Linked DNA regions of Homo sapiens: region 1 is linked to region 2. A link is an interaction called in ENCODE POLR2A ChIA-PET data of the cell type or tissue named here. Cell type or tissue: A673. All regions are shown on one strand. Region 1 overlaps LRRC1 (leucine rich repeat containing 1). Region 2 overlaps LRRC1 (leucine rich repeat containing 1).

Region 1 (4,000 bases), 92 kb after region 2:
GTCCCTGATGATAAGTTGATAGAAAACAAACAGATACACAGCTAAGTCCTGTCCTGATGAATCTCATTAGAAAAGTAAACCTCAAAGGCTGGGGGAGCAGAGACGTTGACAGATTGGAGACCTGGGAGGGTTTCACAGAGAAGGCGGCACTGACATTGGAGAATAGCATTCTGAGCAGAATGGACAGCACCAAGAAAGGCACAGAGGCTGGGAGAGCTAGTCCTATCACTGAGTGACAGAAAATTAACAAGTTAGAAACTAAGTGTATTGATCACTTTAATTTTTATTATACCCTATTTATGTATGTTTTTGTTCTCTCAAAATTTCTCACACAAGAAGTGAGAATAAAATCTAGGGAAAATGTCTACGTGTAAAAGCTTTTTTTTTTTTGAGACGGAGTCTCGCTCTGTCGCCCAGGCTGGAGTGCAGTGGCCGGATCTCGGCTCACTGCAAGCCCCACCTCCTGGGTTTAAGCCATTCTCCTGCCTCAGCCTCCCAAGTAGCTGGGACTACAGGTGCCCACGACCACGCCCGGCTAATTTTTTGTATTTTTAGTAGAGACACGGTTTCACCATGTTAGCCAAGATGGTCTCTATCTCCTGACCTCATGATCCGCCTGCCTCGGCCTCCCAAAGTGCTGGGATTACAGGTGTGAGCCACCATGCCCAGTCGTAAAAGCTTTTTTAAGAATACTTTGAAACAGAATCATTCCTGCTAGAGATTTTTCCTGAGCAGATGGTCCTTATGCTTTTGGCAGAAGACATAGGGTTAAACGAGAGACATAACATTTATCTACTACTCCCTGACGGGAAAGAAGGGTGTCTGCAAGAATCAGGCAGGCTCTCACTGTCTGCCTGCCTTCCTTCCTGCCTTCCTTCTTGCAGCAGACACTGCACAGTGCCCACCCCACACTCATTCCCAACCTCTTTTTCCAACTATTCTTTGCCTACCTGCTTCCCGCTACAGAGTCAAAATTTAAAATAAAATAAAAAAGCCAGACACTGTCACTGTCAGCCTTGCTGGTGGCCAGGGCTGGCCTGTGACTCTATCTATCCCTTTCTTCTCTGCTAAGGGTACCACCACAGGACCAAGTCACGGGGAAGTCATACAAGCGCCCAGCACTGCCCCTACCTTCAGGCTTCCTGATGTGTGAGATAACTAAATACCTGTTTCATTAAAGGCATTTTAGGTTGAGATTTTTGTTATTTGCAGTCCAGAGTATTCCAGATACATTCCTCTGTCTCTCTAGGGCTGAACCCTCCACTAAGGGGAAACTACCAGTGAATTGAAACCACAGAAGTTACCTGATGCTTCTCTTGGACCAGATTTACCTTGTACCTGTATCTGAAAATTGAAATAAACATTTTAGAATATATAAACTTTTTAAAAACTAAATAAAGTACACAAGTAAATATCTTCTGCTGTATTTACCTTACCAAAACCACCTTTATACAAAATTTCCTTTTAAACAGTAAGTTACCAAAGAGGGATGGTGACTGGGTTGAAGAACAGAGATCTGATTCGCTTTGCTCCTGTCCCCATGCAATTTCAGTGAATCACTATAGTTACCAGCGGTGTGGGGCATAAATAACACTGCCCCCTTCCTCCTCCTGCCATTTTGCAATGAAGTTATCAAAAATCAAGGTATGAGAATAAGTGTAATATGTTATAAGATGGATCTATTGTAAAATGCTTGTTTTCCCTTAACTTTTATTAGCATCCATTTATAACAGTACTGAAATATGTATAGTTCCAGAAAGCACATTAGAGCCTCTTTATAATACTGACCTTTACAGTCAAGACTAATGATTTCCTCATAATCACTTGATATGCTTTGAGAACAGGAAAAAATAGTATATAATAGCTGAATAATTATGAGCAGACTTATAGTTGGAGTGCTGCTATGAGAAAACAAATGCTCATTGCTGTTCAGAGAGCTTCCTACTGTTTTCCCAGACGGATGTGCTTTGACTTTAAGTATGTATATAAGGATTCAGCTGTTAAGTTACATCCTGAAAGTAGGAAATCCAGCACCAAAGAATGGGTGTCACTAATCTTTGAAAGATTATGTTTGAATCAGCTCATTAATATTTAGTGACCCCTTTCCTTAAATGATATTGCAGCTCAGTGCTCTTTTTCTTTTCATTTATTTGTTTTTGAAACAGGGTCTCACTCTGTCACTCAGGCTTGAGTGCAGGGGTCATGGATGTCTCTCTGTTCCCCTTCACAGAACAGATGCAACTTATGGCTCATCAGGTGGCTTTTGGTGCAGACAACACTGTCTCCCCATGTCTGACCTTGAAGCAGGAAGGTCCATGATAAGGAACACTGGATCTGGAGCTAGACTGCATCACTTCAAATCACAGCTCTGCTACTCTGCTTAGTAGCTGCTTGGCAAGTTATTTACCCTCTCCATGTCCCAGTATCCTCATCTGTAAAATAAACCAGTTTATGTGAAATATAGCTATGGTTGTAAGGATTAAAAGAGTTAATCACAGGAAGTGCTTAAAGCAGACTGAGGCACATTGCTCATAAAATGCTGACTATCATTATTATAATTATCAATTACCCAGGTTTCCTCTCCTAAATTCTAGGTCTCATAAAAACTTCTGCCATGACTCAACTCAAGTACTTTGCAGTTCCTATACTGCAGTTCCCTTTTCCAGTCCTCCCTAAATCAATAAATAATTCTGCTACCCCCTCCCCATCAATACAACCAAAAATCTACATCCTGCAGGTATTGTCCACTTTACCCCCAAGCTATCTCACCATTTACTGCTACCACCACAGTCAACGTCACCAGCAGCACTTCACTAGAACCTCTCAATAAAAGCCCCCTCTCCCAGTCTCCCTGCTTCTTCTCTTCCTATCATCTAATTTCTAATCAGCAGGCAGAGTGAACTCTCTAACATAAATCAGGTATCTCATAGGCTTATGATCTGCCACACTTCAACTGATGAAAACCCATCCACTCTCCTTGCCAGGCCCTCCAGGCCCTGCCAATATCCTCACCTGGATTTCCTACTGCCCATGCCAAGGGCTCCAGCTGCACTAGCCTTCTTTCTGCCCATAAACTCACCAAGTTCATCCCCAAGGCTTTGCAGGAAGCTCTGCCATATTTACATGGCTGCCCCACTCCATCGATGCAAATGTCACTTCCTTAGAGAGGCCTTAAATAGAAATCTCCATTTGCATCACTCTCTACAGTACTTCCTTGTTTTGGGGGGTGTTGTTGTTGTTGTTGTTGTTGTTGTTGTTGTTGACGACACGGAGTTTCACTCTTGTTGCCCAGGCTGGAGTGTAATGGCGTGATCTTGGCTCACTGCAACCTCCATCTCCCGGGTTCAAGCAATTCTTCTGCCTCAGCCTGCCAAGTAGCTGGGATTACAGGCATGCGCCACCACACCTGGCTAATTTTGTATTTTTAGTAGAGATGGGGTTTCTCCATGTTGGTCAGGCTGGTTTTGAACTCCCAACCTCAGGTGATTTGCCCGCCTCAGCCTCCCAAAGTGCTGGGATTACAGGCGTAAGCCACTGCGCCTGGCTTCTCTGTTTTGTTTTCTTTATAGCTTTTGTAACTACCTGAAATTCATATTTTCTTATCTGTTTTCCATCCTTACCTAGAATGGAAGCTCCATACAGACAGAGATTTATTTGCCTTTCTAGATAGAACGATGCCTGAAGCACAGCCAGCACTCAACAATAAGCATGTGGAGTGAATGAGGGAAGGAGGAGGGAGGGTCTGTCAGGATCCGGCAGAGACCCATCCCTAGTCCCCATTCCTGAACCAAGATGTCTCTGAAGCCTGACACCAACATCCCATCAGAGAAGCCAGCTATTCAGGAGGAGACTAGAGAGCTGTAGCCTTTGATCCTAACTTACTCCTTGCAAAGCCACCTCAATCTGATACTGACCCATAGATATTTCTAATGGTCAGTCCCCAAACTGTTTCTCAAAATACAATCTCTCAGGTACTAAAATCAACATAAAGGGAAGTTTC
Region 2 (4,000 bases):
TGTTTTAAACAGTTACTTATTTTTTCCTCATCTAGCTTTTCACATTATGAAACTCTATCATTTAGATCACTGAAGGTTGGGAGTTAAAATAATTTGTTTAGAACATCAAAAACGGTCAGCAATAAGAAACAAAACATTTTAAAAAGCATAAAAACATTGCATCAAAGCCAAGAAATTTACAGAAAAACAAAACAGCTTTCTCTCCGTGGAGGTGTTTCATGCACAGAGGAGACTTTCATTTTACTCCAAGCATTATCCTTATAATAAACAAAAAAAAAATAGTTTATTAAATCACCTATGAATGAAAATGACTCAACGAAGATCCCTACAGTGCGGTATTTCTACAGGTGCAGAATAAAGCGGTAACCTCTGGAAAGCCATATTAAGGATGGAGTCTATTTCACTCAGGCCAGGAAGACTTGACGTCCTGGTGATACCCACTGTTCATGGGAAAGAAGAGCAAGTCTTACTGCAGCCTCCTCAGAGTCCCCACTAGCCACTAGTAAAGTCATTCAGATTCTCACTTCAACAAGTCATGGGATTAAGCCCACAGAGCAGGCGCCCTTCATTCTCTACTGAGTGGCTAACACATTGACACTTTCCCCACTACATCAGAAAACATCCTCTATTCTAACACAGTCATAAAGCTGGAGAAAGAAAAATACCGAAAGGCGTATCTTGCCTCGGGTGCAGCCACAGGGCAAGATAGGAGAAGGAACCAATTCTTAAGCTCTTTATTTAGCATAATCAATAGCCTAACACTGTCACTGGAGGGTTTCCACCTGCCCTCACGGTCAGGAGATCCACTAGCATTTTCTGCAGGGTATGCTGAATAGCACAGCCAAGCACCGAAACATCTCACCCCAACAGAGAAGTCTCCTGGCAACTAGTCTTCTAGCCTCTCCTTGAATACTTCTAGTGACAAGGTACTCATTTCTTCACTAAGCAGCCCAAACTGATTTGTAACATATCTTTGCTTTTTTTTTTTTTAAGAGACAGGGCCTCACTCTATTGCCCAGGCTGGAGTACCCCGGTACAATCACGGCTCACCGCAGCCTCAAACTCCTACTCCTGGACTCAAGCAATCCTTCCCCTTCAGGCTTCTGAGTAGCTAGGACTACAGGCATGTGCCACCCCACTTGGCTAATAATTTTATTTTTGGTAGATAGGAAGTCTCACTATGATGCCCAAGCTGGTCTTAAACTCCTGGCCTCCCAAGGTGCTAGGATTACAAGTGTGAGCCATGCCCAGCCATCTTTGCTTTTTAAAGCTCTTTCTTAAATGAAATTCACAATACTTTCATTTTGCCCATTTGATCAGAAAGCTGTAATACATCTCTTTCTTTGGAAGACAGTCCTTTAAACGTTTGAAGTCAGCCTCATGCTTGCTGCTGCTTCCTATTCCAAGCAACAAAACATGCCCAGTCTCTACAACCCTTTTCAGATGCCATAAACGATTCTCAGTGAACATCTCGCATAGAGCCAAAACCCCTACCGATTTTCCAGCTGGGTTTAACCAAAACACAATGTCTGAATTTCTACTGAAATTTTCATCTTGACCACATACCACGGAGGGAGTGGTCTTCTGCCATACAAGTTCTCCAACTATTGAAAACCTTTCAAAAACTTCTTTTGATGTGATGTTCTGCATAAAATTAAAGACAGCAATCCTACGATAACTCCATGGTTAAATACAGTCTCTTTCAACTTCAAAGTGGCTTTGCTACAATGGAGCTCCCAAGTCCGTATCTGTTTATACTTTCTCTGCGTTTAATTTCTCACACTGGACTAAGTTCCTTCATAGTAAAGAAAATGTCTAGATTGATTTTTTTTTAAAAGAAAATAGCACAGAATGATAAAAGGATGATCGATGTACTAAAAAAGGCTCAATTCAATTACGCCACTCTTTCAGCACCTCCCTTAGGTCATGGAATAAGTCAGTCATTTTCTCATGAACTATTAGGATGCCAAATTAGAAATTTCTTAGTGACTGCTCATATGCCTTAAATACATTTTATTATTTGGGGTAATCCCTCATGAAATCATTGAGAGAAGATACAGATGAAGTAGAGATGAATCGATGCTTAAAAGTAACGACAGCAGTAATAGATACCAAGCCAGGATGACAGAAACATCTGCATGTAGAGAAACTTCTGCTGTAATAAATACTCTTTGCTTTCCTTCTTTAAAAACAAACAGCAAGGCCGGGCATGGTGGCTCACATCTGTAATCCCAGCACTTTGGGAGGCGGAGGCGGGCGGATCACGAGGTCAGGAGAACGAGACCATCCTGGCTAACAGGGTGAAACCCCGTCTCTACTAAAAATACAAAAAATTACCCGGGCGTGGTGGCGGGCGCCTGTGGTCCCAGCTATTCGGGAGGCTGAGGCAGGAGAATGGTGTGAACCCAGGAGGCGGAGCTGGCAGTGAGCTGAGATTGCACCACTGCACTCCAGCCTGGGCGACAGAGCGAGACTCCATCTCAGAAAAAAAAAAAAAAAAAAAAAAAAAAAAAAAAACAGTAAGGAGACTTTAAGGAGCCACATCCTCAGCATCTGAAAGTGGTGACCAAAGGATCAAAGTGTGCCCCAAACCCTCAAGACGACGGCAGGCAGTATGTTTAGCAGTTAGTGATTTCCAATGCTTACCAATGCCATCCGGAATCGTTTCTAATAAGTTCTGGGAAATGACTAAATCCGTTAATGAAGTCAGGCCACTGATTTCTTCAGGAAGTCTTTCCAACCTGTTTTCAGAGACATCTAAACACAGCAGGTTCTTCAGATTTCCTATTTCCTATAACAATGACATGGAAAAATAAACGCACACTTAAACCTGCCACAGTGCAGAGGCATTTGTTCCAGTGATTTTTCACAATTAAATCCCAGGGCGGTCCTAAGGATGTTATCTTTAGCATGAATCCAAATGTGAAGGCAGGGGCAAATTCCTAGATCCCCTTCCAATGAAAGTGGGAAGTTGAATGAATCACAGACCCAGAGCTGGGAGGGATGCAAAGCCCTCCACCTTTCAGGCAGGCAAGGAATCATTCCCACTTAATAGGTGAAGATACAGGAGAAAAAACGACTGCAGGGTCACACAATTAGAAAAGAAAAAGGAGGCTAGAATTTAGCTTTTCAAGTTCGGAATTGATCTCTAGTAAGCAGCTTACACTGCAGGGTGACCCTGGGATTTCCTCTGGTAAGAACCTACCTACTTTGTATTTTCCTTCCATGACAGGTAGCACTCGTTAGCACAAACATCAATGCAATTGCTCCCCAGCAAAACCGGAACATACATACCTATCTGTATCTTTAACATTAAAAGCAGCATACTGCCTTTAGTGAAAACAGTCTACCAGGATAAGGTAAAGTACCTCCATGAGTCTAACATTCTATTCAAGACCTACCTTTTCTTCTATTCCCAAAGTGCAAGCTTTCTCTCTTATCACTGACTCCACTTTTCCATTCCACTTCCCAATATTAAATCTTAACCTCATTACTCCTTTACCTTGACTGTCAGCTCTGCCTCTTGGGCTCTAGTCTTAACTTCCCCTTTCCTGAGACCATTCCATAAACTGTGCTTCCTCATTTCCTTCCTGAAACACAGCCAGTTCTCGTCCTATAATTGGACCACCTTCTTTTCAAAAAACATCTTGTGGCTCCCTGATGTCTACATGAGTACAAATTCCTCCATCTATATTTAATTTGGTCTGATCTATTCTTTCCAGCTTATCATCCACCTGATATTGCCTTATGATCCTGCCCCTGTATTTCCTGTCTAAAGGAAACTAGACTAGATTTATACTAATTTCAGGCCAGATCCCTGAAGTTGTTTTACTTTTCATTAATTCCTTTTAACAATGCCTTTGTATCTTTCTCTTTCCATCATCATTGAAGATAAGAAAAATCATTCTAATTATTTAAGACTTTTTGGTGTGTTTATGCTGATTTAACACAAATTTATACTATAGGAGCAAATGAGATTTTTAAATAATCATTTACAGCA

The links. ChIA-PET counts read pairs that join two places held together with the same protein. Peaks named below come from ENCODE experiments on the same cell type or tissue, not always from the same donor. Only the 100,000 strongest peaks of a DNase experiment are listed, where the experiment ranks them.
Region 1: POLR2A ChIA-PET joins it to region 2 with 8 read pairs; 6 of 35 experiments call an interaction of 5 or more read pairs at or near these places.

Annotation. Positions count from the first base shown.
Region 1 is chr6:53,807,010-53,811,009 of GRCh38, reverse strand. All of the region lies in intron 1 of LRRC1 (leucine rich repeat containing 1), which reads right to left. Among named protein-coding and RNA genes, the nearest start is that of LRRC1, 14 kb to the right of the region's middle. In A673, no CTCF peak of the experiment used is centred here; DNase peaks (open chromatin) are centred at 2,029 and 2,459.
Region 2 is chr6:53,898,538-53,902,537 of GRCh38, reverse strand. LRRC1 (leucine rich repeat containing 1) reads right to left here. Exons shown (of 14, transcript NM_018214.5): 8 at 2,647-2,791. Among named protein-coding and RNA genes, the nearest start is that of MLIP-IT1, 98 kb to the left of the region's middle. In A673, no CTCF peak of the experiment used is centred here; no DNase peak of the experiment used is centred here.